Linked DNA regions of Homo sapiens: region 2 is linked to region 1. A link is an interaction called in ENCODE POLR2A ChIA-PET data of the cell type or tissue named here. Cell type or tissue: PC-9. All regions are shown on one strand. Links, peaks and the distances in the headings refer to the core of each region. The heading gives the core; the rest is flanking DNA. Region 1 has its middle 21 kb from the start of FKBP9. Region 2 overlaps KBTBD2 (kelch repeat and BTB domain containing 2).

The links. ChIA-PET counts read pairs that join two places held together with the same protein. Peaks named below come from ENCODE experiments on the same cell type or tissue, not always from the same donor. Only the 100,000 strongest peaks of a DNase experiment are listed, where the experiment ranks them.
Region 2: POLR2A ChIA-PET joins it to region 1 with 10 read pairs; 21 of 35 experiments call an interaction of 5 or more read pairs at or near these places.

Annotation. Positions count from the first base shown.
Region 1 is chr7:32,928,784-32,944,351 of GRCh38, forward strand. It overlaps the pseudogene RP9P. Among named protein-coding and RNA genes, the nearest start is that of FKBP9, 21 kb to the right of the region's middle. RefSeq lists an enhancer at 12,241-13,129 and silencers at 13,779-13,938, 14,129-14,538. In PC-9, for the core only: no CTCF peak of the experiment used is centred there; no DNase peak of the experiment used is centred there.
Region 2 is chr7:32,872,096-32,887,663 of GRCh38, forward strand. KBTBD2 (kelch repeat and BTB domain containing 2) reads right to left here. Exons shown (of 4, transcript NM_015483.3): 2 at 7,340-7,847; 3 at 2,897-3,062. The coding sequence starts at 7,509. Among named protein-coding and RNA genes, the nearest start is that of KBTBD2, 12 kb to the right of the region's middle. In PC-9, for the core only: no CTCF peak of the experiment used is centred there; no DNase peak of the experiment used is centred there; H3K27ac peaks cover 3,518 bases.

The DNA.
Region 1 (15,568 bases), core at 2,873-10,872:
CTGGTCTGTGGGTGCCAAGGTCATCTTAATTACCCCTCAAAACTAGAAAGAAAGACAGTTACACTTGATCGAAAAAAAAGGAAACAAATGTACCAGAAGAACTATACCAAAAACAATGTAGCTGTTCTTAGAGAAAAGTTACTGGTGAAGCAGAAAAATCTGTCCTTATATAGCAATGACTGGTGAGCTCCAAATTTTGATGTAAATTAGATTCTAAGGTTTTTTAAAAAAAGGTTTCACTACCTCAAAATGTAGAATGAAGCAAGATGTATGAATTAAAGTAAACCAGGCTTCCTGGAATAATAGAAATGGCATATTATGCTACAATAGCTTATTATACCCTGAAGGCCCCTATCATGTTTTACAGTCGCATGCATGCTGTAATTTTTTCAAGTTTCCATGAATATTAAATTTCAATAGAAAGATGGTTTTTAAGAATCTTTTTTTTTTTTTCTTTGAGACAGTCTTGCTCTGTCATCCAGGCTGGAGTGCAGTGGTGCAATGTCAGCCCATTGCAACCTCCACCTCCCAGGTTCAAGAGATTCTCCTGCCTTGGCTTCCTGAGTAGCTGGGATTACAGATGTGCACCACCACGTCCAGCTAATTTTTTTGTATGTGTGTATTTTTAATAGAGACAGTGTTTTGCCATGTTGCCCAGGCTGATTTCGAACTCCTGACCTCAGGTGGTCCACCTGCCTCAGCCTCCCAAAGTGCTGGGATTTTAGGCATGTGCCACTGCGCTTGGCGAAGAATCTTTCTCCATTGACAGTTACGAAACAGCAAGTTTTCTTGGCCGTGGCCTGCCACTCTAAGTCTCCCTCGTGCGCACACACCCTGGTGCCGTAGCCAGGAGCTGCAGGAAGGATGCCTCCACCGGGGAGCTGGACTGGATGAGCTGTCGGGTCTCCTCGGAGTTGACTGCTCTCTGAGCTGCTGATACTCAAGAAACCAACACAGGATGGACTGAGGGACTGAGCCAAGTAAGGCTGACAAGAAAAGGAGGCAGCTGAGCTTAAAGATGCCGTTCCCCAGTCAGAGAGAAGGGGGCCACGGCCAAGGAACCCATGTGGGCCTGCACTGGTTCCTCAGGGAAGGGAAACATGGCTGATGAAATTTCCACAAAGGCAGAGGCTTGTGACAACACTAAAAATTATGACCCCTCAGTCATCTGCAGGAAAGAAACAGGCTTTTCATAAAAGGGCATTTAAATGTCATGCAACCATTTTTCATAATGCATTACTGAGTCTGTAAGTATGTCTAGTGGGATAACCAAGAGTACAAACTTCACACTAACCTTGATAAGCCCAGGAGGAGGTTTTTCATAACTGGAAAACAAAAAACAAAACCATCAACCATTTTAATGGGAACGTAACATACTTTTATGAACAAAAGACAGCAGCCAGGTCAGAATAAAAAGGAGATTCTTAGAGAAAATTCAAAACTACATTTTAGTATATTATATCTAAAACAGTTAATAAAATATGCTCAGCATTCCAGATCACATATAAACTGATGAGATAACACATCCTGCAGAGATCCAGAAATTATGTTCATTGAAATAACTAATGTCTCTCAGCACAATGATCTTATTTGGAGGAGAAAGGAAAGCAAGAGGTTGCAGGGAGAGCATGAGGTGAGAAGACAGTGGGTCCTCTGGTTCCAAAACATCACTGTGTTTTTCTCAGGTTACTGACCTAGCATAACATCCATGTACTCAACACTGAACAGGCTCCTGGGGGAAAAGAGTGCAATCTGTTCCAACACAGTGTGGGGGCACAGCGGAGGATGCACAGAGCTGCGTGGACAGGCCCGTCCCAGAGGCACCCTCACCCATGGGCCTGCAACGCCAGCTCCAATTCCACCCGCCCGCCCGCCTGCCTGCCAGGTTTACAGATGTTGAGGCCAGGACACAGCACCCCAAAAATGACTGCACAGCACCAGAATATGCCACCCTAAAATATGCTTCATTGGCATATTAATTATTTCAAGCTGATTACTTTGAGAAACTGCAGACAAGGAGTAGCCCTGAAGAGCTGCCATTTTGTAAGAGAAATTTACATCGATTATATAAAGCAAATTTACATTAGTAATAAAGGAGTTTGTATCAGGAAAGGAGCTGCTCCCAGACAAATTTTATTACATGAAAGACTTTTATCTACATAAAAAGGCAAACTTTATTCACCATATGTTTCCTCCCCCATCCTCCCATAATTTATTTCTACCCCTCCCCCAAGAAGCCCCAATCCCCTGTTCCTTTCTGCAGCTGAGGATGCTATATAAGGTTCCTCTGGTGCTTCTTTGAGTCTCATACTTTTGTGGGACTCCCATACATAGAGATATAATTAAGATTTTTTTCCTCCTGTTAATCCATCTTATGTTCATTTAATTCATAGCCTACCCAAAGAATTTAGAAGGGTGTAGGGAAGCCATTTTTCCTTCCCCCGCACAGACAGGTATTACCTGGGAAGAGCAGAACGCTTCTCCTCCCTGTGCTAGGTGGCACCTGCCACCAAAGATGGGCCAGGACTTCCTTATTTCCATCCAGGGACTGAACCCGAGGGAGACCCAGAATGCTGAGCACGCAAAGTCTGTATCTGGGACAGGCGGCGAGATGCGAAGGAAATTCTGCAGGTGAGGTGTTCGTGCACTCAAAGAGCAACTCGGGCTCTTAGAGGGATTCACACCTCCCCCAAAAAAGTAAGACAAATATTTGTAGCTCAGATCTGTGCCTTAACCCTCTAAACCTACAAGGAAGTACTCATTTTAATACTTCAGAATGGCTGCAAAGTATAGGAATGCTTAATGATTTAATGTTCTCTTCATCCTGAACCATTCCTTATGAACTGATTTTAGAGACCCTTTTGGAACACAGTAAATACTGGAGGAGGGAGGGATTAAGGGGAACAGACTAAGGAGAAAGTGAAATGCTTTCCCTTCCATTCGCCTCCAAGGTGTCAGAGAAAAGGACTTTGCCAGAGTACAGATGAGAAATGGCACAGGTCGCTACAGCAAGAAAGATTTCCCTTTGGCTTCATCTGTGGACACTGTCAAAGGACTCCTCTCACCCTCACTATCACTGATCCATGGAATAGGAGAACCTACTCCACAAAGATTACATAGTAAACAACTGGGTAGTAGCGGAGTTAGCTTTTTAGGTATGATACAGTGCTTTTCCAAAGTAAATACTTAAAATATCTTCTAATGGAAAGCTGTGGTGTGTCATAAGCAAGAATAATGGTAAGATGATACAGACCTCCTGCAGCCATCCTTTAGAGGTGTTAATACTATGCCTTGGCCGCTCACGCCTGTCATCCCAACACTTTGAGAAGCTGAGGCAAGAGGATCACTTGAGGCTAGGAGTTTGCCATCAGCCTCGGCAACATAGCAAGACCTCATCTCTACAAAATAAAAAATTAAAAAAGGCTGGGTGCGGTGGTTTATGTCTGTAATCCCAGCACTTTGGGAGGCCGAGACGGGCGGATCACGAGGTCAGGAGATCGAGACCATCCTGGCTAACACGGTGAAAACACGTCTCTACTAAAAATCCAAAAAAATTAGCCGGACACAGTGGCAGACGCCTGTAGTTCCAGCTACTCAGGAGGCTGAAGCAGGAGAATGGTGTGAACCCGGGAGGCAGAGCTTGCAGTGAGCCAAGATTGCACCACTGCACTCCAGCCTGGGCAACAGAGCGAGACTCTGTCTCAAAAAATAACAAATAAACAATTAAATAAAAATTAAAAAATATTATGCCTTATGCACAGAGGCCTAAGAGAGTTTGGAAGGGAGGTGGTAAAGTCTATGAAAATATCCAATAATCCAACAAATAATTATTTTTGCCACAGGAGCTGAACAAACAACATATGGCCAAACTAAGTTCCAAATTCCTGAAAAATATGTAACTATATTGCCTAGATGGAAAAGGAATGTGATAGAACTGCACATTCTGAATTCTATTATTATTTGCAATGGCATTTCCTAAATAGTCCATTTTACAAGAGTTCCCACCAGTTTAAGGGGGGGGGGGCGCTGATGCTTTTTTCCCTGGGGCTAAACAATTCATTAGTTTATGTAGCATGTTAAGATATTTCCAAAGTTTAAAATAATATTCAGCCAGGCATGGTGGCTCACACCTGTAATCCCAGCACTTTGGGAGGCTGAGGTGGGTGGATGACTTGAGGTCAGGAGTTCAAGATCAGCCTGGCCAACATGGGGAAACCCCATCTCTACTAAAAATACAAAAATTAGCTGGGTATGGTGGTGCACACCTGTAGTCCCAGCTACTCGGGAGGCTGAGGCAGGAGAATCGCTTGAAGCCAGGAGATGGAGGTTGCAGTGAGCTGAGGTCACACCACTGCATTCCAGCCTGGGCGACAGAGCGAGACCATCTCAAAAAAAAAAAAAAAAAAAAAAAAAAAAAAGCAAATGAATAAAACTCAGGCTCTTATTAACTACTTTAAAAATACAAAATAAATCATAGGTCACTATTTGATGCAAAAGTGAATGATATTGCAAAGTAATACTTATGTTAATATTAACTACTAATTTAGCAAAAATTATTATAATATGACTACATAGGAAGGAAGGAGACAAGGGTAGTAAAACAACTAAAATCTTACCTACTCTGTCCTCAGTTGAATAGCTGTAGGAGACCAGAATATGCTACCTCAAAGCACACCTTTTTGGCTAAGGATCATTTTGAGAAACAGCAGACACAGGGGAAGCTCTGAAAAGAGAGCCGAAGTCACCCTTTTGTAAGACAAATGTTCATCTATAAAGGGAATCTCCATTTCAGGTGAGACCCTTTTTTTTTTTTTTTTGAGATGCGGTCTTTCTCTGTCACCCAGGCTGGAGTGCAGTGGCTTGATCTCTGCTCACTGCAACCTCTGCCTCCCGGTTCAAGCGATTCTCCTGCCTCAGCCTCTTGAGTAGCTGGGATTACAGGTGCGCACTATCACGCCCGGATAATTTTTTTTGTTTTTAGTAGAGACGGGGTTTCAACATGTTGCTCAGGCTGGTCTCGAACTACTGACCTCGTGATCTGTCCACCGCGGCCTCTCAAAGTGCTGGGATTACAGGCGTGAGCCACCGCTCCTGGCCACAGGTGAGACCCTTTCTATATAAGAAAGAGAAAAATGTCTCTCAATCACAAGAGAATGCTAACAACGGGGAAAGCACAGACACAAACCTGCATAACAAACCTTACCTTTATTTATCATACTTTTCTTGGTCACTATCCCATAGCTCAGTTCCCCCATATCTTTCTTTCTTTGATTTAGCTGAACATGGTATTTAAGCCTGAATCCAAAACCACTTCTTCAAGATTTTTCATTCCACTGGGTATCTCCCATGTATATAGAACATATACATGGTAATAAACTTCTGCTTGTTTTTTTCTGTTTGTTTGTTGGAGAGAGAGTTTCGCCCTCATTTCCAGGCTGGAGTGCAATTCACCGCAACCTCCACCTCCCGGGTTCAAGCGATTCTCCTGCCACAGCCTCCCGAGTAGCTGGAACTACAGGCGCACGCCACCACGCCTGGTTAATTTTTGTATTTTTGGTAGAGACGCGGTTTCACCATGTTGGCCAGGATGGTCTCGATCTCTTGACCTAGTGATCTGCCCACCTCGGCCTCCCAAACTGCTGGGATTACAGGCGTGAGCCACTGCGCTCAGCCTTTTTTTTTTTTTTTAAGATAGAGTTTCACTCTTGTTGTCCAGGCTAGGGTACAACGGCACAATCTTAGCTCAACGCAACCTCCGCCTCCCGAGTTCAAGCGATTCTCCTGCCTCAGCCTCCTGAGTAGCTGGGATTATAGGCATGTGCCACCAGGCCCGGCTAATTTTGTATTTTTAGTAGAGACAGGGTTTCTCCATGTTGGTCAGGCTGGTCTCAAACTTCTGACCTCAGGTGATCCGCCCGCCTCAGCCTCCCAAAGTGCTGGGAGTACAGGCGTGAGCCACTGTGCCTGGCAATGCTTGTTTTTTTTTTATTATTAATCTTCTGTTACAGGGGCCCTGGACCTTAGAAGAGTGGAAGGAAAAAAACTTTCCCCTTAAATAGATAATGTCCATTACGGAATCAAAAAAGGCAATATAAGGCTGGGCATGGGGGCTCATGCCTATAATCCTAGCACTTGGGAGGCCAGGGTGGGAGGAATCCTTAAGTCCAAAACCAGCCTGGGCAACACAGCTAGACCCTCTTTCTAAAAAACGAGGAAGGAAGGGAGGAAGGGAGGGAGGAAGGGAGGGAGGGAGGGAGACAGTGAGGGAAAGAAAGGCAAGAAACATGATTTTAAAATAAACAGTTACAGCCTTGCGCAGTGGCTCACACCTGTAATCCCAGCACTTTGGGAGGCCAAGGCGGGTGGATCACAAGGTCAGGAGATCAAGACCATCCTGGCTAACACGGTGAAACCCCATCTCTACTAAAAATACAAAAAATTAGCTGGGCATGGTGATGGGTGCCTGTAGTCCCAGCTGCTCGGGAGGCTGAGGCAGGAGAATGGCATGAACCTGGGAGGCGGAGATTGCAGTGAGCCGAAATGGCGCCACTGCACTGCAGCCTGGGCGACAGAGCTAGACTCCGTCTCAAAAAAAAAAAAAATAGTAATAATAATAAAATAAAATAAGCAGTTATGTCCCAGATGAAAAAACTAAGTTTCCTCACAGAAGTCTTGATAGGGGAGAGGGGTGCAGAGAATATATAGGGTAACTGGAGTCTCAAACCACTATTTTTTTAAATTAGCCTTTTCTTATGAGTTCACTTGAGTCAAGAAAAAAAAAGCCTTTGGTACTATTTGATTAAACAGTTTAAATTACATGAAGTATTACTCTGGAATGAATAACATTTGATTTAAAAGCAAACAAGTCTCTGAACTAGCCAAAGGAAACATATTGACAGTCCAGTCAGTTGCAAATCTCTGAAACTAGAAAACCCCAGTGCTCTGAGAATCTTAGCCCATATTATGCTGATATAACGGAATACCTGAGACTGGGCAATTTACAAGGAATGGAGATGTATTTCTTATAGTTCTGGAGGCTAGAAAGTCCAAGGTCAAGGGGCTAGCATCTGGCAGGGGATTTCTTTGCTTCATCATCCCATAGCAGAAGGCAGAAGAGCAAGAGAGAGCATGGGTGGTGATGGACAGCAAATTCATGTTTTTATCAGAAACCCACTCCAGCAATAACTAATCCACTCCTAACAGCGCCTATCCACTTATAAGGGCAGAGCCGGCTGGGTGCGGGGGCTCACACCTGTAATCCCACGACTTTGGGAGGCCGAGGCGGGTGGCTCATGAGGTCAAGAGATGGAGACCATCCTGGCCAACATGGTGAAACCCTGTCTCTACTAAAAATACAAAAATTAGCTGGGCGTGGTGGTGTGCGCCTGTAGTCCCAGCCACTTGGGAGGCTGAGGCAGGAGAATTGCTTGAACCTGGGAGGCGGAAGTTGCAGTGAGCCGAGGTCACACCACTGCACTCCAGTCTGGCGACAGAGTGAGACTCCGTCTCAAAAAACAAACAAAAAGGGCAGAGCCCTCCTGACATAATCACATCTTAAAAGTCCTCTCTCTCAACACTGTTACATTGGGTATTAAGTTTCAATAAATGAACTTTTTGAGACAAGAGTTTCACTGTGTTGCCCACTCTGAAGTGCAGGCCTGATCACAGTTCATTGCAGCCTCAACCTCTCAGGCTTAAGTGATCCTTCTACCTCAGCCTACAGAGTAGCTGGGACTACAGGTGCACATTACCATACCCAGCTAATCTTTATTTTTATTGTAGAGATGGGTTCTCAATATGTTGGCCAGGCTGGCTGGTCTCAAACTCCTGGGCTCAAGCAATCCACCCACCCAGTCCTCTCAAAGTGCTGGGATTACAGGCATGAGCCACTATGCCCAGCTCTCCAATACATCAACTTCGAGGACACATTCAAACCATGGCAGAAGTAAACATCTGGTTTTGCTAGTTTATAGGTCTATATTACTTAGCTGGTGAGGTTCCATTTTATCATTTGCAAAAGCAGGTTATAATCTCTCTGCTGTCTAGGAGCTACAAAATAAACACATGGTATTAACCACTGTGTGGCATCCTACAGCTAAATATACTGAGTGTTGGGCAGGGCCAGGCCCTGCCTGCAGTTATGCTAGAGAAAGATCTTTAAACATCTGTCTTCCATGGGAGAACAAGAGCACCACCCGGTTACTTGAAAAGGCCGAAATGCCCAGTAATGTGGATGCCCACAATGCAGGGTCTCCAACCTGCAACCACTGCCCTGTTAAGGTGAAAAGTCATTCAGCTCTTGGGCCACCAAAAAGTAGGCCAGACTCCACCAAAAAACTGCATTTTGTATGCAATCTCCCAGAAGTCTGATTATGAAGGATTTTAACTCCTTGAGGACCTTTCCTTACATGACCCACATAGCATAGGTAACAAAAAGTGCCTGTGACAGAAACAAACTGTTGACTGAGTGAACATCACACTATGTCAACCCCCCAAAAAGAAAAACGAAGGCAAAATTAATGTCAGTAGAGTTCATTTGAGCCAAATTTGAGGACTGCAAGCTGGGAGTATCTATTTAAGTTGCCCGGAATATACACTCCTGGGTTGCAGTCCTCAAACTTGGCCCAAAATAAACTCTATACTTATATTAATTTAGCTTCAGTTTTTTCCTTTGGGTCAACATATCTGGCATAGTTGGCAGAATAGGTCCCTCCCTCCACCACTGCCCAGTGTTTCTCTCTGAAAGCGGCACTTGGTACCAACATGAACTCCTATCTCTGACTTTCCTAAGGTCAGGGGATCAGGATTTTTATCTGCCAACACATGGGTCTTAAGTCGCCAATTTACTTTGGTTTGGGGCCAAGGTCTTGTTGCATTGTGACCTTTCATTATGGAAACTGTGCTTGTTTCACCCTGGACCAACCTCTCTTGGAGTCCCTTTTCCTAATTTATGAGAATGAATACTTCCCTCCGAAGATTAAAGGCACTCACTCCCTCTGGCCCATTAGGGAACTCTAAATAATCAGAGACTTGGCGAGGTGCCAGGACTTTGTCCATAACATTCAGTGGCCTTACAGGGTTTCCTCTGTGAGAACATCTGTACCCTCTCACCCTGCCAGTGAGTGTGCATAAAGGCTGGTCATCTTGCATTTGTGAGTCCTCTGTGACCTTCAGGGGATTCAGCGTTTCTGAGACACATAAGAGAGGAGACCTGACTTACTGGTGACACACCGAAGTGATACACTCACAAGCGGCACATTTAGGCCCAAAACACTGCTCAGAGTCATGAATGATTCAGGTCTCTAAATTATGGGTAACAAATCATCCGGGTCTGAGGACTCCCCAAGGAGGCACCCTCCCTCGGAGACACCAGCTGGTTTTATGTGCAATACCTGCTGAGTTTCATCTTATAAGTATTTGCACACATTGGCCCACATGACTCGAGAGGACCCCAAATTATGATGGCCAATATAGGGGTCCTTTGAAAGGCCTAAAGTAATTCAATTTTCTGCACAATTGGGAAAAGCTGGGTTTAGAACCAGACAAATTAAATGGGAAATCTCCTTTCTGTTTGCCCTGGCTGAAATCTGCTCATGAGAGATATAAAAAAATTTTTTTAAAGAGCTGTGTGGTCGGCCGGGCGCAGTGGCTCACGCCTGTAATCCCAGCACTTTCGGAGGCTGAGTTGGGTGGATCATGAGGTCAGAAGTTCGAGACTAGCCTGACCAACATGGTGAAACCCCATCTCTACCAAAGATACAAAAATTAGTCAGCTGTGGTGGCGCACGCCTGTAATCCCAGCTACTCTGGAGGCTGAGGCAGGAGAATCACTTGAACCTGGGAGGTGGAGGTTGCAGTGAGCCAAAATCATGCCACTGCACTCCAGCCTGGGTGACAGAGTGAGACTCCATCTCAAAAAAAAAAAAAAAAAAAAAAAAAAAGCTCTGTGGTCAGAGTCAGCTGCTTAATTAAAGGCTGACATTCAGGCTATAATTTTTTTTTTTTTTTTTTTTGAGAACTAAAAAAGGCCCTTCTGCTTTTTCTCTTTTCGATCTTATTCCTGATAATATTTTTCAGTCGACTGAAACCCCTTTTAAAAAAATGTTGGAGGCCACTGTTTGCTTCCTACCTTGTTGGCATTATTTTGGTTGAGAAAAATGTAAAACTTCATTGGCCTTTTAGAAAGCTTAAAATCTCCCAAACTGGCCCCTCTAATACTTAACTCTTCCATTTCCTTCCACTTCTGCTCCTTCTCCCTTTTGCCATCTTGAACACATAGGAGACTTCTGGCACTCCTGAGACCCCTTGAGTACACGGAAAAAGGGGCCATGCCCACCCTTTTTTGGGGTCTTCAGTCTTTCTCATGGAATCTAAGAGTCATGAGTAGGCTTCTCTCAGGTCTGTGGCTCTGCTCTATTTTGCACGGAGTTTCTGGATCTCTGGCTTTTGGAGTATGAGGTATTACTTTGTATTGTGGTGGAGAACTTGACATTTTCATGTGTGATGGCTGGCAAGTCACTGGCAAAAGCTGCAGTTTTGGAAGTGGCTGACAGCTGTTGCAGTGAATGGTCACTACTGAAGGAGGCAACTTGTTTCTTTGCCTGTTTAGATTTAAAAGGTGTGCTTTGAACACTTGAAGACTCCTGTGGGAGAGAGGCTGACTGCAGAGTGGACTGATGGAGTCAGGTCGCCCACCAGCCTCTGTGAAATGTCCTTGTATTGAGGAAAACTGTGGAAAGAATTCACACTGGTTCAGTCGTATTTCCCTCTTCTTGGGGACCTGGGATTCAATGTAAAAGTAGAATCCTTAAATTTTAAAGATCTGAATGTTCTGCCTTTCAGCTGTGCCTGCTTTTCACATATTTAAATATTAGGCCCTGAAAACTGCAACTTCTTTCACTGTCCTATTCATTAAGAGGCTCCATCCTGAAGTCAGAAATCTCATTAAGAAACAATCGATCTGGCTCACGCCTGTAATCCCAGCACTTTGGAAGGCCGAGACAGGCAGATCACTTGAGTATGGGAGTTCGAGACCAGCCTGAACAACATGGCGAAACCCTCTCTCTACTAAAAATACAAAAATTAGCTGGGTGTGGTAGCAGGTGCCTGTAATCTCAGCTACTCCAGCTACTCAAGAGGCTGAGGCACGAGAATCTCTTTTTTTTTTTTTTTTTTTTTTTTTTTTTTTTTTTTGAGACGGAGTCTCGCTTTGTCACCCAGGCTGGAGTGCAGTGGCACCATCTCGGCTCACTGCAAGCTCCGCCTCCCGGGTTCATGCCATTCTCCTGCCTCAGCCTCCCGAGCAGCTGGGACTACAGGTGTCCGCCACCACGCCCGGCTAATTTTTTGTATTTTTAGTAGAGACGAGATTTCACCACGTTAGCCAGGATGGTCTCAATCTCCTGACCTCGTGATCCGCCGGCCTCGGCCTCCCAAAGTGCTGGGTTTACAGGCGTGAGCCACCGCGCCCGGCAGAGAACCTCTTGAACCCGGGAAGCAGAAGTTGCAGTGAGCTGAGATAGCGCCACTGCACTCCAGCCTGGGCAAAAGAGGGAGACTCTGCCTCAAAAAAAAAGAAGAACAAGAAGAAGAAGAAGAAACAATCTATCAAACTAAATCAGTTGACAAAATGCAACTTCCTGACATTTAGCTGGCTACTTTGAAACTCTGTTTAAAAAAAAAAAAAATAGTCTTGCTCTGTCGCCCAGGCTGGAGTGCAGTGGCAGGATCTCGACTCAACACAACCTCCGCCTCCAGGTTCAAGCGATTCTCGTGCCTCAGCCTATTCAGTAGCTGGGATTACAGGCGTGCGCCACCAAGCCTGTCTAATTTTTATATTTTTAGTAGAGACAGGGTTTTGTCATGTTGGCCAGGCTGGTCTCCAGCTCCCGATCTCAAGTGATCTGCCCACCTCAGCCTCCCAAAGTGCTGGGATTAAGGGCGTGAGCCAAAGGCGCCCAGCCTGAAACTCTTTATAAAAGAAATCTACCGCCGGGCACTGTGGCTCAAGCCTGTAATCCCAGCACTTTGGGAGGCCAAGGCGGGTGGATCACCTGAGGTCACGAGTTCGAGGTCAGCCTGGCCAACACGGTGAAACCCCATCTCTACTAAAAATACAAAAAAAAAAAAAATTAGCTGGGTGTGGTGGCACACACCTGTAACCCCAGCTACTTGGGAGGCTGAGGCAGGAGAATCATTTGCACCTGGGAGGTGGAGGTTGCAGTGAGTCGAGATCGTGTCAATACACTCCAGCCTGGGTGACCGAGGGAAACTCCGTCTCAGAAAAGAAAAAAATAAAAAAAAGAAAGAAAGAAAAAAAAAAAAAGAAAAAAAACCTCCTTTTGTAAGGGCATCTCCCTCGGTGGACCTAAACCACTAGAAAATTTCAGGATGGGGAAGACATTGGTTTAAAGTTTACATAACAAACGGTACGGTACCTCTGTTTAAAATACTTTTCCTGGTAATTTTAACCAGTTTGTAACCTATGCCTTTCTTTGTCTCAGCAAATAATTCTGTTTAGGTACAAGTTCTGTGTCTTTTAGATGTAAATTTTTTACTTTGTTTCATCTAATAGTCTTTTGAAAGTGCAAGCTTAGGGTTGCCTAGCTACTAATTACTTAGGGTAGTGGAAAAGATAATCAAGAGACTGATCCTCTAAAGTGGACGATCACTAAGTGGAGGATCACTAAGTAGACGATCTAACTGGATGATCACTTCAGACGATCATCTGAAGTGGGCATAGACTATTAGAAAACTGGCTAATGAAGAATCTTATAAAAGATCTGCTTCTGTTTGTCTGTATGCCTATGTTTATATGTGTTACAGGCATGTGACATTTCATTACCAAAATACATGAAAAAGCTCAAATTAATTGGCATCAAAATATGCCACCCTGACATACTGATGACTCTGAGCTAAAAGAAACAGAACCAGCCAACACAGGAAAACTTCACCTCGCCGGCAACTGCTCCCCTTTTGTAAAGAGAAATTTACATCTTTAAAGGAAATTTCCATGAGTAAACGTATCTGTATCAGAAAGAGAGCTGCCTGGAGACAGCTTTTATCACCTGGGAGCCTAACAAAGCAACCTTTATTCATCATACATTTTGACCCTTCCATAATTTGTCTCCACCACGCCCCAAAAGGCCCATGCTCCTATTCCCTGGCCCTTCTTTCAGTCTCCCACTTTTGTGGCCCTCCAGTGCATGGGTATGTAAAAATAGTTTTTCTCTTGTTAATCTGTCTTATGACAATTTAATCTGTGGCCCAGCTAAAGAACCTAGAAGCGTAGGGGGAAGCCATATCTCCCTCCCCCACCTTTGAATCTTCTTTACACCACACTCTCCCGGGTCATCTGGACCCTCCTTGAACTGGAGCCACGGGAGCGCAAGGCCTCCCAAGTCAGGGCCCGAATTCCGCGTGGTGCCAAACGGCAGCTGGCTCCCTGAATGCCCACCCTGAACCCTGGTAAAAAATAAAAAAAACAACAACAAAATTCCCTCCAACCCGGAGAAAACAAGTCCGCCTCTGTTCTACCTAGCAGCGCCGTGGCCAGTCCCCGCCGCCCATTCTCTCTTCTTCCGGGCCTCGCCACACCAACACTGCAGGACCCGTGTCCTCGTCCCTTCTCCGTAGCAGAGGATGAAAAGAACGGGGTTTCTCCATGTCGCAGTGGCCCAGGGAACTCAGAGGTGGAGCGCGGGGGCAGCGTGCTCGGTTGAACTTGCCTGTTCGGTCCACAAATGCCGAGCAAGCGCCAATAACTCTTGGCTTCCCCAAAAGAGGCGACGCCCACACCAAAGCGGGGGCGAGGAGCGCAAGCCGCTGCCGCCTCCCCGGGCCGAGGCCCCCGCCCACCCGCGCCGCGGCCTCCAGGGCCCCTCCGTGGCCGGGCGGGCCTCGCTCCCCACCCAGTGAGGACTAGAAGTCCCGTCGCAGGCACTAGGTTCCTCACAGGCCCGCACCCCTGCCTGGGTCCTGGGGGCTTGGAGGACCCAGCCCAGCGCCCAACACGGCGCCGGGCGCCCCTGTTCCCAGAAAACGGGCGGCGCGCGGACTGCGGCCCAGACGGCTGCTCGAGACTCACAAGGACTCCAGGCGCTTGAGCTGCTGCAGCTGCTGGGCGTCGTGCCGCCGCCGCTTCTGCTCCCGGGCCCGCTGCAGTTCCTGATCCAGCGGCTCCCGCGGCCACCACGCGCCCCCAGCCCTCGCATCCTCGCGCCCCGGCCAGGACGACATCGCGGCACCTGCGGCGCGGCTCTGGCTGCGGCCAAGAGGGCACTTCCTCCGTGCGGCGCCCCTTCCCGCCGCCGCCCCGCGACTCGCCCGGGAGGGGCCCCGAAGTCCCGGCCTCGGCCGCCAGATGCCCGCCTGCCCGCGGCCGGCCCCAAGTCAGTGCGCAGAGCCCCAGAGCCCAGCCGCCGGTGGGCGGGGAGCGCCCGCTGGCGGCGGCTGGAGCCGAGGCGGGGCGGGGCCCTGGTTGGGAGCCTGGGGAAGCTTCCAGGAGCTTCAGGGTTCCCGCCAGGCCACACTCATCTCCCTGCCCCTTTGAGGTTCCCGACCGAGGCAAGGGGTCTTGTGCAAGTCAGGTTTGTAGATCCCTAGTGACCAGACCCACGGGAGCTGCTCATTACATAGCAATAGGATTCAGCCATTTTTGGAAGAAAGCAATACTCTGCATATAAATTCTCCAATTTTCAGATCATATGATCCATGCTTAAAACATAGTCAATGTATATTGTATTTAGCAAGGTATAGGTTCTGGAGATGAAAATAAAAGCTACCATACACAGCACTTGTTATGTACCAATCAGCTAAACCCTTAATAAGAATGTCTTTAATCTTAAACTTGTGTTATTACCACCCTTATAGTGATCTACACATTCAGTGCAATCCCTGGCAAAATCCCACTGACTTTTTTTTTTACAGAAATAGGAAAACCAATCCTAAAATTCATATGGAATCTAAACGGACACCTTACCCTGGGCCTCTTACTTGTTTTGCAGCAAGTAGGTGCAAGTAGGTTAATGTGGCATATTACATTTATTGATTTGTGTGTGTTGAACCATCCTTGTATTCCAGGAATCAATTCCATTTGGTCATAGTGCATTACCCTGTTAATAAGGTATTCAACCTGTTTTCCTACCATTTTGTTGAGAATTTTTGCATTAATGTTGATAAGTGATTTGGGGGTGTAGTTTTCTTATAATGTCTTTGTCTGGCTTTGTATCAGGGTAATGCTAGCCTCAATATGAGATAGGAAGTTTTCCTTTCTCTTTAATTTTTTTGGAAATGATTGAAAAGAATTGGTGTTAGTTCTTTTTTTTTTTTTTTTTTTTAAGACAGAGTCTTGCTCTGTTGCCCAGGCTGGAGTGCAGTGGCGTGATCTCGGCTCACTGCAAGCTCTGCCCCCCGGGGTTCACGCCATTCTCTTGCCTCAGCCTCCCAAGTAGCTGAGACCACAGGCGCCCGCCACTGCACCCAGCCAATTTTTTGTATTTTTAGTAGAGACGGGATTCACCATGGTCTCGATCTCCTGACCTTGTGATCCGCCTGCCTCAGCCTCCCA
Region 2 (15,568 bases), core at 4,216-12,215, 55 kb before region 1:
GATTACAGGGAGGAGGATTACTTGAGCCCAGCAATTTGAGACTGCAGTGAGCTATCACCATGCCACTGCATGGTGGCATGCCACTGCATTCCAGCCTGGGCAACAGAACAAGACATGTCTCTAAAAATAAAAAGTAATGACAACTTGCAAACTATATAAAGACAGTGCTTCCAATAAGCATTTCTCCCGTTCAAGTTTGGAATTACTAGTGCACCAGCAAGCTACCCCAGCCTCAGTTTCCCCAGAGTTGTGGGTAGAGTAGAACACTAACGATAAAGTTAGTGTAATAAGGAGTAAAGGTTGGCCAGGTGTTGTAACTCGCACCTGTAATCCTAGCACTTTGGGAGGCCTAGGTGAGAGGAGTGCCTGAGCTCAAGAGTTTGAGACTAGCCTGGGCAACATAAGATCTTGTCTCTACAAAAAAATCAAATAATTAGCCAAGTGTGGTGATGCATGTCTACAGACCCAGCTACTCAGGAGGCTAAGGCTGGGGGATGACTTGAGCCCAGATCGAGGCTGCAGTGAGCTGTGATCTCACCACTGTGCTGCAGCCTGGACAACAGAGCAAGACCCTGTCACACAAAAAGTTGAGTATCCCTAATTCAAAAATTCAAAATCCAAAATGCTCCAAAAACTGAAATGTTTTGAGTGCTGACATGACACTTGAAATACTCACGGGAGCACTTCAGAGTCTAGATTTTTAGATTAGGGATGATGTAAATCTAACATATAATGCAAATATCCTAAAATCTGAAAAAATCTGAAACTGGCTGAACTGGATTTCTGGTCCCAATCATTTTGGATAAAGGGTACTCAACCTATGGAAGATTAAAAAGGAAGGAGACTACATAAAGCATGAACTGAGTTCTGGTTTCCAGAATTATACCCAGGTGTTGGCATTCAACCAGTGTCATGCATACTCATTCAGTGCATATTTATTAAGTACTTAACAAATATCACGAACAGTGCTCTCCAAATTTAACCTTTGATCTAAAGGTTCTCCCTCTGAAGAAACTTAGTGAAATACAGTGTTATTCCAAAACAGGAGATGAAATGAAGAAAAAAACTCTTATATTCCTCTTAAAATTTAAAAAGGGAACATGATGGGGAAATAAAGAGTAAAACAGTTTGTCATACATAAATATATCAACCATCACTTGTTTTGTTTAAATACTTCTCCTTAATTGCTCAATATGGTCACATAGCCATTATAAATATTTATCATAATTTCCACCAAGTTTTCTGTGAAAAATAGTACCATGAAAAATTAGTATATCTAAGCTCTAAGCAAAAAAAAAAAAAAAAAAAATTGAAACACTTAAATTCAATAAACACTGTTAAAAATTACTTTAATTTGGCTGGGAGTGGTGGCTCATGCCTGTAATCCCAGCACTTTGGGAGGCCAAGGCGGGTGGATCATTTGATGGCAGGAGTTCCAGACCGGCCTGGCCAATGTGGTGAAACCCCACCTCAACTAAAAATACAAAAATTAGCTGGGCATGGTGGTACATGCCTGTAATCCCAGCTATTCAGGAGGCTGAGGCAGGAGAATCACTTGAACCCAGGAGGCAGAGGTTGTTGTGAGCCAAGATTGTGCCAGTGCACTCCAGCCTGGGCAACAAGAGTGAAATTCCGTCTCAAAAAAAAATTACTTTAACTTGAAATCAAAATTCTCAGGTATATTAGGTAGTAAAACACACGAAACCAGTATAAAATTTTCACCTATCTCTTTTATTAACAGATTTACATTCCCATCACAAAACTACTTAGTTTACTGGGTAATCAAATCCTATTGTTTTTCCCTTACACATTTTGTAAAAAGAAAAAAACCTTTTACCTTCTAAAACACGTAATAAGAAAATTACATAGATAAAAGACATTACTGGGCCAGGCATGGTGGTTCATACCTGTAATCCCAGGGCTTTGAGAAGCCAATGCAGGAGGATTGCTTGAGCCTGGGATTTTGAGACCAGCCTGGGCAACACAGTGAGATCGTGTCTCTACAAAAAATAAAAATATTGGCCCAGGGAGTGGTGGCTCATGCCTGTAATCCCAGCACTTTGGGAGGCCAAGGTGGGTGGATCACGAGGTCAGGAGATCGAGACCATTCTGGCTAACAACGGTGAAACCCCATCTCTACTAAAAATACAAAAAATTAGCCGGGGGTGGTGGTAGGCACCTGTAGTCCCAGCTACTCGGGAGGCTGAGGCAGGAGAATGGCATGAACCCAGAGGCGGAGCTTGCATCTGAGCTGAGATCGCGCCACTAGACTCCAGCCTGGGTGACAGAATGATACTCCGTCTCAAAAAAATAAATAAATAAAAATAAATAAATAAATAAATAAATAAAAATAGTAGCTGGGCATGGTGGTGCACACCTTTAGTCATCCCAGCTACTCAGGAGGCTGAAGCAGGAGGATCACCTGAGCCCATGAGTTCAAGGCTTCAGTGAACCATGACTGCACCAATGCACTCCAGCCTGGGTGACCGAACGAGACCCCATCTCAAAAACATAAATAAAAAATGTTTAACAATGTTTCCTCACAAAATAAACCACATAATAAACCAATAAGCTACAACTCATGTATGTAACTGAGTAAAAAAATGCTTACCTGTAGGCTGGACACAGTGGCTCACGCGTGTAATCCCAGCACTTTGGGAGGCCAAGGCAGGTGGATCACGAGGTCAGGAGATCAAGACCAGCCTGACCAACATGGTGAAACCCCGTACTAAAAATACAAAAATTAGCACCTGTAATCCCAGCTACTCAGGAGGCTGAGGCAGGAGAATCACTTGAACCTGGGAGGCGGAGGTTGCAGTGAGCGGAGATCGTGCCACTGCACTCCAGCCTGGGCAACAGAGAGAGACTCCGTCTAAAAAAATATATATATGCTTACCTGTAGGAAGCAAGCTGTTTCATAAAGCTGTTCTACAGTGCTGTCATTCATTGCCAAGTTACCCGTGTATGCATAAGTTATTATTATCTGTAAGGTGGCAGCATCGACATTCCTCAGGTGTACATGGGTTTGTTTGCTTTCACTTAGTCCACTCATAAACATGGCCCTACAGGGGAGATGAAGAAAACAAAGTTGTAAGGGTTTTGTGTAAAACAAATGTAGAGCTGAAAAGAACAATTAGACAATAAGAGGTGTTTATTTAGGGTATTTACTTATAAGAGAAACTTTTTCTTTTTTTGAGACAGGGTCTTGCTCTGTCCCCCAGGCTGGAGTGCAGTGGTACCATCATGGCTCACCACAGCCTTGACCTTCTGTGCTCAAACGATTCTCCTCAGTCTCCCAAGTAGCTGGGACTACAGGCATGCACCACCACACCCAGCTATTTTTTCTTTTATTTTTAGTAGAGACAAGGCCTCCCTATGTTGCCCAGGCTGGTCTCCAACTCCTGAGCTCAAGCAATCTTTCCTGCCTCAGCCTCTGAAAGTGCTCGGATTACAGGCATGAGCCACTGTGCCTAGCCAATGAAATTTTTGAGGGAGACAGATAAGAATAAAATCCAGTCCCAAATATATACCAGACTATTCCACCATGCCATTTTGAGTGAAAATCTCAAAATTCTATTCACTTCTTATATTCATACCATGAAATAATACTCAGCAATAAAAAGGAACTAAGTATTAATATATACTTTAACATAAATGAACCTGAAAACATTATGCTCAGTGAAAGAAGCCACACACAAAAAACCACATAGTATATGAGTCCGTTTATATAAAACGTCTAAAAAAGGAAAATATAGAGACAGAAGGTAGATTAGTAGTTCCTTAGAACTGTAAGAATGGGGTCTGTGACTATAAATAGACACAAAGTGATAAAAGTGCTCTAAATTTAGATTGTGGAAATGGTTGTGTAACTGTAAATATACTAAAATTCATTTAATTATATACTTAAAATGGGTAGATTTTGTGGTATGTAAATTACATCTCAATAAAGCTGTTAAAAATTCATTTACTCAAACAATTCTCTAAAAATATGCAGGACACTTTCCTAAAAATCTATTATATACAGGAAATCATGATGGAAAGGCAACTGGCATCATGGAGAATACTAAGTAGAATGCCCATATATAGGTAAGAGAGGAAAATAGGAGAGAAAAGCTTCTGCATGTAGCGGTCAACAGTGAGTGTCACAACAGTCACTAACTTGGGCACTAACTTGGGCCCCTCAAGGACAGAGATGAAGAAGCCATTCAAAATGGATAAAACAGGGTAGAACATAAGAAGCAATTGTTCAAGGGGCATAGCTTGAACATAAGGGCTCATGCAGGAAACCAGAAAATGAATTGGAAAGATGGAGAGCAGTCAGATCACAGAGGGCCTTTAAATGAGACAAGAGAGTCTGAGCTTTTCCTTGTAGATAGTGGGGAAAACCAAAGGGTTTCAAGTCTGAATTTAGCATGACAAAATGTAAGTGATAAATGTAGGATGAATACTCTAAGCTGACAGACTATAAGAGCTAAAGGCTAGAGACAGGAAAACTGGCTATCAGGCTATGACAATAATATACCTAAGAGGTAAGAAACTAAGTTATATTGGCAGAAATGAATACAAAAACCACTATAGCTGGGCGCTTGGTGGCTCACACTTGTAATCCCAGCATTTTGGGAGGCCGAGGTGGGCAGATCATCTTAGGCCAGGAGCTCGACACTAGCCTGGCCAACATGGTGAAACCCTGTCTCCACTAAAAAATACAAAAATTTGCTGGGCGTGGTGGCAGGTGCCTGTAATCCCAACTACTCAGGAGGCTGAGGCAGGAAAATCACTTGAACCCGGGAGGCAGAGGTTGCAGTGAGCCAAGATCGAGCCACTGCACTCCAACCCGGGCAACAAAAGTGAAACTCCACCTCAAAAAGGAACAAACAAACAGACAAACAAAACCCACTATAAAGAGCCAATAGGATCTGGTGCTTTTCTTTTTCTTTTTTTGAGACAGAGTCTCACCCTGTTGCCCAGGCTGGAGTGCAGTGGTGGTATCTCAGTTCACTGCAACACCCAACTCCCAGGTTCAAGCGATTCTCCTACTTCAGCATCCCGAGTAGCTGGGATTACAGGCGCCCGCCACTACGCCGGCTGATTTTTTGTATTTTTAGTAGAGATGGGGTTTCACCGTGTTAGCCAGGATGGTTTCAATCTCCTGACCTCGTGATCCGCCCGCCTCTGCCTCCCAAAGTGCTGGGATTACAGGCATGTGCCAGCACTCCCGACCAGAAACAGCAAATACTTAATTTCATAATATTGTAACAGGCTGAAGTACCACAACAGAAGTGCTGAGTAATTCTCAAGCAATTCTCTCATTTTGGGTCTAAAATGAACTATAAATGTTACCAAGAAATATTAAAACTATTATTCAGAGGTACCTACTAATTATTGGTGGGATAGACAGAACTGGTAACTCAAACTACAAAGGAAGAATGTATTTAGTTCAGAAGGCAAAATCTCTACAGTAGATGTATAGGAGCATTAGATGTAAAGATCTCGAAATCTACAATTCTGCCAGCAGAATCTAGTTGAAGAACACTTGTGAAAAGCTCAAATTATATCCTGTGGATATGAAACTGTCCCAGGCACAAGATTTTAATGATGGATGGCTTCAACCCCAAACACATATTGAACTATTTTTATTTATTTAATAAATATCTGATTTGTTTTAGGTATAATACACAGTTGTCCCTTGGTATCTGTGGGGGACTGATTGGTTAACAAACTTCCCAGACTTGGCTGGGTACAGTGGCTCACACCTGTAATTCCAGCACTTTGGGAGGCCGAGGCGGGTGGATCACTTGAGATCAGGAGTTTGAGACCAGCGTGGGCAACATGGTGAAACCCCGTCTCTACTAAAAATACAAAAAAAATTAGCCGGGCATGGTGGTGTGTGCCTGTAATCCCAGCTACTTGTGAGGCTGAGGCACAAGAACCACTTGAACCTGGGAGGCAGAGGTTGCAGTGAGTCGAGATAGCACCACTGCACTCCAGCCTGGGTGACAGATTGCGACTGTCTTTAAAAAAAAAAAAAAAAAATTGTAGGCATAGCAAAGGCAACAACTGGTGTTTGAGCCTTAGCTTCTGCAATCATCATGGGATGTGTTAGGGAATGTGAAGTTTCGGTATCTTCATACAAAGTCAGTCAGCCCTGAAAGGTCAAATGAAATCTATCCTGTCTATAGCTGCCATTAAAGAACAGCAGAACAGGCGGTGCGCAGTGGCTCACGCCTGTAATCCCAGCACTTCGGGAGGCCAAGGCAGACGGATCACAAGGTCAAGAGTTTGAGACCAGCCTGACCAACATGGTGAAACCCCATCTCTACTAAAATTACAAAAATTAGCCCAGGCGTGGTGGTGCGTGCCTGTAATCCCAGCTACTTGGGAGGCTGAGGCAGCAGAATCACTTGAACCCAAGAGGCAGAGGTTGCAGTGAGCCGAGATCGCGCCACTGCACTGCACTCCAGCCTGGACAACAGAGTGAGATCGTCTCAAAAAAAAAAAACAAAAACAAAACAAAACAGCAACATCAAACTCACTAATGATTGCTGCTTATGTCTGTTAATATTTGTAGTAGAAATATACAGGTCCACATTTAATTCACCTTTATTCTCCCTGTCCCTTTCAAATATTAAGTCAAAATTACCTAAAAGCAAAGAACAAATAAAGCAATCCATCTATGCCTTGGCTTCTATTCTGCTCAGGAAACGTACAACAAAGACGCAAAAGATCATAAAAATGTAAAGTTAAGCTTTATGTATTTGTTATTAGCAAAGAGTAACTAAATTAACTTCTGCATTCAGAGGCATAGAGAACACCAACGTTACTAGTTATTAAATATTTAAATCTGGCAAAGAGTCTAGTTAGTATAAAGAAATATCACAAATGGTAATAGTAAAGAGTGAGAAAAAATATATTTTGTAAAGAAAAGTCTTAACCTATCTAACAGCACCAATTTTTACCCTCTAAAAATTACTATTTGAGCCTATAACTTGTCAGTTTAAAAACAGAGATCACTGTTTTCTAAAGGCAGCATTTTAAAATCTCAAAGTGTAAATTATCCCATTTTTCTTTCTCTTTTAATGGAAAAAGAATATTCTAAACCTTTCTGCCTTCCCAACATTAAAACTTTACCTTAGTTAATTGCAACACATTTCTTGTATTTCAACCTTTATAAAACTTCTTTCATGTGTCTCTTACACATGCAAGAATGAGATTTGCCAAGTACTACATCATCTGAATAGAAACCTTAAGCAAAACTTAAAAACAAAAATTGAGATGTGGCTTTTTAAAAAATTAAATAACATTTCAAAGAATTTCTATTTAAAACATTAAAAGTACTTACCTGAAATAAGAGCTACATGTTGCAAGAACCATCTTATGACAAGGGAATTCAGTGCCCTCAACAATTAACACTATGTCAGTAAACAACTGCTGTTCATAAAACAGTTTCAACTGTTCCAACAATGACACAGCATATTCAGTATTGATCTGCCTCTCGTCTTGAGTGGACATGACTGTATTCCATTAATATCTCCAGGAACAGATTAGAAAAGTCCGTCTTACTGATGGAAGGTCAAGTGAATACTTCAGAAATAAAGGAGAACCTACTTGCTGTTATCTGCAGCATTCAGTACCAAGACTGACACATTCACTAATGAGTAATATCTTGTTACACAGACTTAGAATCACTCCTAGGTCATCCTGTGTTAATTAGGTTCTTCAGAGTTTTTCAACACAGTCTGCAGACATTGTGCTCAAATCTGCAATTGTGCAGCTCATGAGTGAAAGAGAAAAATACACGAGGTAGATTTTGTGGCAACATCCTATGTTCAGCGGATCCTGTGGAGTAACTAAAAAGAAAAAAAGTTCAGTTGTAGTATCTAGGCCAGTACGGTTTTAGAATATAACGTTTAAAATGGCAGCCTTAAATAGAAATCATATTTATTTCAAGTTCAACTTTAGACATTACCATAAAAGTGAAACATGACAAAAATGAAGATTCTTAGTCTACATTTAAAATTAAAAAACAAGAAAATTACCAGTTGTAATTTCAAGTTAACTTTTGCCTTCTATACAAAATATAACTGTCACAGAAAATAACGAACACATGAATAAGTACACATTTTTAAAGCTCTTTCAAAATAGACAACTTAAATTACCAAAGCCAGATCTCTTAGTTATTTGTCTGGTAGCAACAAATGATCATAATATTTAAGAAAAAATATTTTTTTAAAAAAACAAAAAACCTGCTCTCCTACACAGAGATTTCTCGTTCTCCGAATATATTTTAAACACGTTCACAAAGTCTTCATATTTAATTTAAACTATACGGTAAATAGATTCAAACTGTTAATTTTCAAATTTGCCATTCAATTCACTAGGAGAACTATATGTAATTTGTTTCTTTGTGGAGTGGTTCTTTCCTAGGAATCTTTACAAATAAAAGTATATTTTACTTAAAAAAAAAAAACATAAAATGTAATGGGTATATGTTCCTACCCAGAAAACTCCATATTACACAAATATGAATGTTCTCCGAATTAATATGTAACTTTAATACAAATCCAATCTAAATCCTATTTTCAAGGGATTTATCTGGAAGAATGCACAAAGGTTGCTAAGATATTTGAGGGGAAGAAGGGCAAGTTTTTAATGATTTTTATGAAAATATTAAATGTACTATAAAACTGCCATAAAACCAAGTACACATAAGAAACCAGAGATGACTGGCCGGGCACAGTGGCTCATGCCTGTAATCCCAGCACTTTGGTAGGCCGAGGCAGGCGGATCACAACGTCAGGAGTTCGAGACCATCCTGACCAACATGGTGAAATCCTGTCTCTATTAAAAATACAAAAGTTAGCTGGCCGTGGTAGTGTGTGCCTGTAATCCCAGCTACTCAGGAGGCTGAGGCAGGGGAATTGCTTGAACCCGGGAGGTGGAGATTGCAGTGAGCCAAGATCGCACCACTGCACTCCAGCCTGGGTGACAGAGCAAGACACCGTCTCAAAAAAAAAAAAAAAGAAATTAGATATGATAAAGATAAATATGGTATCTCAAGTTAGGAAGAATGGTTTATTTCAACAAATAATGTTGGAAGTGGCTAACTGCTCAAGGGGGCAAAAAAACCTAGGCTTTAGTCATACTGCATACCATTCATCAAAAAAAAAAACCAAAATTCCAGCTGAATAAAAATTTAATTTGGAACTCAGTATTCACAACACATGGCAAAGGAATTACAAATCAGGAAAAGAGGAAAATCCCAAATAGAATGCTACTAATATGTTAACTATAAAAACTGCCACCTCTTTTTTCACCAACTGTTAAGATGACCATTAGTTACCATAATGAGAAATGACTCCATCATTAGAATCACTGTTATTTTTCCTCACAAAATACCATCCATTATGTCAAAGAGAATGACATACACTTCCTGACAAACTATACTATTACAGTAACTGCTAACTTGATATACAGTCAAGTTTCCAGCCAAGTTAACTTTGAAAGTAACTAAAACAGGTGCAAAGGCAGAGTGAGACTCTGGGTCATTTAAGGTAATAACTTTGCTCTTCCAGAACAGCATGTCACACTATAAATCTGAGTTCTACTACTATAATCTCTAAGGCAAATAATACTTAAAATCACTGGCTATTTCCACACATTAATAATGCAGCAAGGCATAGTGTTGTTGAGGGTGTGGAAAAACAAGCATTCTTACACAGAGGAGTAAGTTGATACATACCCACAATCCCTTATTCAAAACTCTTGACACAAGACACGCTCCAGAATTTACACTTTTCCAGATTTTATAGAGGTATTGTGACACATGTACCCTACATTATGAAATCCTCTCAAGAAGTCTCAGGTAGCAATGGATAATCAAACATATTATCTTTGCTGAGGCAACTATGAATGGTGTCAAAAATAAAGACTATATATAGCCTCACGTTACTTCAGGTCAGGTTTTACTAGCAAAGATTTTTTTTTTTTAACAACTTGATTTTTCAGAGCTTTTTGAATTTCAAAATTGCAAGTATTAATAATACTTGGCACTGGAAATGCTTAATACCAATCTACTAATCCTACTTCTAGAAATATATTTTACAGAAATATATGCATTAATAAAGTAGAAGTCCTAATCCCAGTAGCTGGACTCAAAATTGTCCCCATCCATGTTTAAACAAGGTGACAGCAACTGGTGGCCAGGGCCAAGACAGACTTAAATCATGCCGCTAGACCCCAGAATTTCTTGCAGGCTAGCGGTACAGGCTCACTCTGGTCATTTCATTAACCATATAATAATATGATTTTCTGCAATGATTTTGGGGAGGCCTCATTTACGACTGGGTTTTGCCAGATTTGATTTTTTATCGTATCCATGAAACCGTATTAAAACAATTGAAGTCTGCTTCTAAAAAAGTACAAAGTCATACTCATTAACACAGCTTTATTAGATTCCCCTATTTCCCACTCTTCTTTTGTAATCCAGGATACATTTTCTTCCTGGAGAGGCAGCCTACGTAAAAGTTACCTTAAAATAGGCAGAAAAAGTAAGTCATTCAGATATGACACTAAGTAAATAAACAAGTACAATTAAAAATAAAATTAAAGTCAGGAGTGGTGGCTCATGCCTGGAATCCCAGCACTTTGGGAGGCTGAGGTCGGTGGATCACTTGAGGTCAGGAGTTCAAGACCAGCCTGGCCAACATGGCGAAACCCCATCTCTACTAAAAACACAAAAAAATTAGCTGGACATGGTAGCACGTGCTGTAATCCCAGCTACCCAGGAAGCTGAGGCCAGGGAATCACCTGAACCTGGCAGACGGAGGTTGCAGTGAGCCGAGATCGTGCCACTGCACTCCAGCCCAAGTCACAGAGCAAGACTCCGTCTCAAAAACAAAACAAAACAAAAACAAAAAATAATAAATAAAATTAAGTATCTCACCCCTCTGGGAGCATGGACTTCAAAAGGTATTAACTAAAAATGTGAAAGCTTGGCCAGGTGTGGTAACTCACGCCTGTAATCCCAGCACTTTGGGAGGCCTAGGAGGGCAGATCACTTGAGGCCTGAGGCCTGGAGTTCAAGACCAGCCTGACCAACATGGCAAAACCCTGTCTCTACTAAAAATACAAAAATTAGTCGGGTATGGTGGCTCATGCCTGTAATACTAGCTACTCTGGAGGCTGAGGCTGCTTCAAGCTGAAACTCACTTGAACCCAGGAGGAGGAGGTTGCAGTGAACTGAGATCACACCACTGCATTCCAGCCTGGGCAACACAGCAAGACTCTGTCTCACGAAAATAAAAATAAAAATGTGAAAATTTGCAAAGTTTAGGACGATCAACCAACCATCTTCAAATGCCCACAACACAAACATTTTCTGTAAAAGGCTCCTTCCCTCCTAAAACTTGAAACCAGTACTCTAAATCCTCTGAAGCAATTCAGTATGTACTATATTAATTACCAACTGATGTGACGTATTTTACAAATTTTCCCTTTTCAATAATTACATTTTGTATATCATTCTATATCTAAAATCAGCTTCAAAACGTCACAGACCCTGTTATCTGTAGAAGCCAGCTTCCCCAGATTAATTCTCAGGTATCAAGGAAACTGTTGACTTAATTTTCTTTTCTGAATGAATGGCTAAATTCCACAAATGTTTATTGAATACTAAGTGCCAATCATTGCACTTTACATACTCGGATTCAGAGAAGCCAAACACTAAAGCTCCAAAACACCAAGGGCTTTTACTCTTACTACAGATTACAGCCACAGCTACAGCTGTCATTCAAAAACATGGTGTTTTAAAAACCAGCTATTCTAGACAAACTTAAAAGCCAAGAAGCAAGCAAATGAGTGAAGCAAGCTGGGTATATGAAACATTTTTCTTGAAATGTAGCTATCTTAATCTTTTTCTTTCAAACTTTTAATAGAGACATGAGTTCAAGAAATTTTACTCTTTACCGTAAGAAAAATTGTAGTACAGGTAAAATGAGCAAAGGTATCTGGTGCTCAGCCCTACTACTAACAGTGGATCACACAGGAGGAAGGAAAAACTTATTGAAGACCTATTTAAACCTTCTGGATTTTCTTAATATATGCAATGATTACCTGATTTTTACAAAATAAACTTTTGGCCAGCTGTGCTGGCTCATGCCTGTACTCCCAGCACTTTGGGAGGCCAAGGCGAGAGGGTACCTTGAGGCCAAGAGTTCAAGGCTGCAGTGAGCTATGATCATGCCACTGCACTCCAGCCTGGGCAACAGCAAGATTCTGCCTCTAAAATTTTTAATTTAAAAAAAAAAAAAAAAAGGCTGGGCACAGTGGCTCATACCTGTAATCCCAGCACTTTGGGAGGCTGAGGTGGACAGATCACCTGAGTTCAGGAGATTGAGACCATCCTGGCCAACATGGTGAAACCCCGTCTCTACTAAAAATACAAAAATTAGCCTGGTGTGATGGTGCGTGCCTGTAATCCCTGCTACTCGGGAGGCTGAGGCAGGAGAATGGCTTGAACCCAGGAGGAGGAGGTTGCAGTGAGCCGAGATCGCACCACTGCACTCCAGCCTGGGCAACAAGAGAGAGACTCAGTCTCAAAAAAATAAAAATAAAAATAGTAATAATAATAAAACTTCAAAAGGTACACTATTCTCTCTTCTCATAACAAAGACAAAATATTTTAGGCTTTGGGAGCCATAAGGTCTCTATCCCAAAGATTTAACTCTTGCTGCAGCCTGAAAGCAGCCAAAGACAATATGGAAACAAATGTTATTTCAATAAAACTTTGTTTACAAGAACAGGTTACAGGCCACATTTACCAAACGCTGCTTTATTTTTAAAAATTTATATTTCTTTTATATATATATGTGTGTATGTGTGTGTATATATATATATACACATATATGTGTATATATATATATATACACACACATACACACACACAAATTTTAATTTTTTTTTTTAAGAGACAGGATTGTACTATGTTGCCCAGGCTGGTCTTGAACTCCTACGTTCAAGCGATCCACTTGCCTTGGCCTCCCAGAGTACTGGGATTACAGGTGTGAACCGCCGCACCTGGCCTTACACTGCTTCTTGATGAAATATTTAGTCAGTGACTAAAATACGTACCTCAAGTTGTTTCTGCAAGAATAATGTTTCTCTTCAGATCACAAAACAAGGAAAAGCACAAACTTTAAATTCCTGAACGCGGAATTAAATATAATTCTTAATCTAATTTATATATATTCCACTTTTCTTCTCAACCAAAATATTCTAACATCTTTTACCTAGTCACACAACTGCTTTCCCCAATTCCTGCTAGTTCCGTGGACTTCCGAAACATGTTCTTATCTAGTGTGAGTACCTTTAATTAAGGTTAAAAAAAAAAAAAAAGACATCTCTCCCCAAGATAACCTGCCAAAAAAAAAATCCATACTGAGAAAAAGCTATTCAAAAACACTTAAATTACTTTGGGAAATCCCTGTTATAAGCCACAATTCCTGGTATCAGGTGCTTCCAGATTAGTAAGAAAGTCCTATATTCTAACACTGATCATTAGAATATATTCCATAGTAAAAAATGCTAACCAGCATAAGAATTAAATTGGAGTCATGCAAACACAATATAATGAAATTCACAATCTTAATAAAGTGCAATGTACTTTGACATAAAAAGTGTACATATTCTTACTCCTTCTTTTAAGTCCTGCGCTCAATTCAGTGTTTTTGACTGATTTGCTTGATCGCAGAGAATGGCAAAGATAAGGTTAAAATGTTATACACAGGATGAAATCCTCTCCTCCACTGTCTACACACTTTTTTTTTTTTTTTTAAAGACAGAGTCTCGCTCTGTCGCCCAGGCTGGAGTGCAATGGTGTGATCTAGGCTCACTGCCACCTCCACCACCCGGGTTCAAGCAATTCTCCTGCCTCAGCCTCCTAAATAGCTGGGATTACAGGCACGCACCACCATGTCCGGCTAATTTTTCACATTTTTAGTAGAGATGGGGTTTCACCACGTTGGCCAAGTTGGTCTCAAACTCTTGACCTCAGGTGATCTGCCTGCCTCGGCCTCCCAAAGTGCTAGGATTACAGGCATGAGCCACCACGTCCGGCCTCTACCCACTGACTTTCTACGAATTATTACAGGACAAAGTCCTATTTATTTTTAAATCCGAAGACTACCTACAGAAGTCAAAAATTTATAAACTGATTGAAAACAAATGCTTCTAATACATTTTCTCTAGGATGCCCAAGTCTCCGAGGTTCTGAGTGAATTCCAACACATAAAAGTTTTGAAACATTGTTACTAAATGATTGTCAGGATTAAATCAGTTAGCAATCGACAGTAACATATACAATTCTACTTAAAAATCTGAAACTCTTCCCACAAAATATTATTTCTAGAGATGACTTAAAGTATTGGGAGGATATGCACAGGTTATCGAAAATACTACGGCATTTTATCAGAGACCTGAGTGTCCTTGGATTTTCATATCCCAAGGGGACCTAGGAACTAATCTCCCACTGAAACCAAGAGACAACTGTGTTTCTATGCAACAAATTTAAGTTGGTTGTCTGAATTCCTCACTTAACTTTCCTATAAAATAACAGTATTAAAAAGGTGTTTAACTTCTCACTATAAGCAGCAAAACATGCCTGAAAGTCTATCAGCAAAGAAAATTTACAAAGTAAATACTACTTTAATACTCATAAAGAGATAAGTGACCATGAAATTGTTTTACAGATTCTGATTATTAACATTAAAGGATAAGGAACCAAGATTAAAAGTATGAAATGTTGAAATTTTTAAAAAATCCCAAATACTTTTAAAGATGTCAGAGGTTGATGGCAGTGTTTTGGCTTTTTGGGGGGAGGCAATGAGGGGGGATAGATGTCTAATTTCACTTTGAAATCAAGTTTTCATTCCTAGAGGTGTGTACTTTGTAGCATCCTCCCACTGAGTAGCCTGGAAACACAAATAGAAGCAAAGCAAGCTTTTCCAATGTTAACCAGGCAGAATATAGAGACTGAGGAACGAATAAAGGATTAAAGAACTATTGAATGTGATAAAGAAACCAATCAGCAATTAACTGAGCTGTGGATGAAAAAGGAAGAAAGGATAAAAAGATGGGAAGGAGGCTGCTAGCAAGGCCTGCTACAATAAGCACAGTAGTAGGTACAAAGTTTCCATTGGACAGGAGGAATAAGTGTTACTGATCTGTTACACAGCATGTTGATGATCGCAGTTAACAATAATATACTGTGTATTTCAAAACTGCTAAAGATTCTAAATGTTCTCACCACAAAAAAAATAAGTACATGAGGTGACAGATGTAAATAGCCTGATTTAATCATTCCTCAATGTGTACATAGATTGAAACATCACATTGTAGCCCACAAATACATACAATTATTTGCCAACTAAAAATAAAATAAATTATATAGTAGGAATGAAGGAATGATAGGTCTCCCTCCAGGAGGGGCAGTGCGGCTATAAATCATTCACCTGTAGGAAGCACATTCAAATTGTACATTACTAACTTAGGGAGTGCTGCATCTCCCAATGCT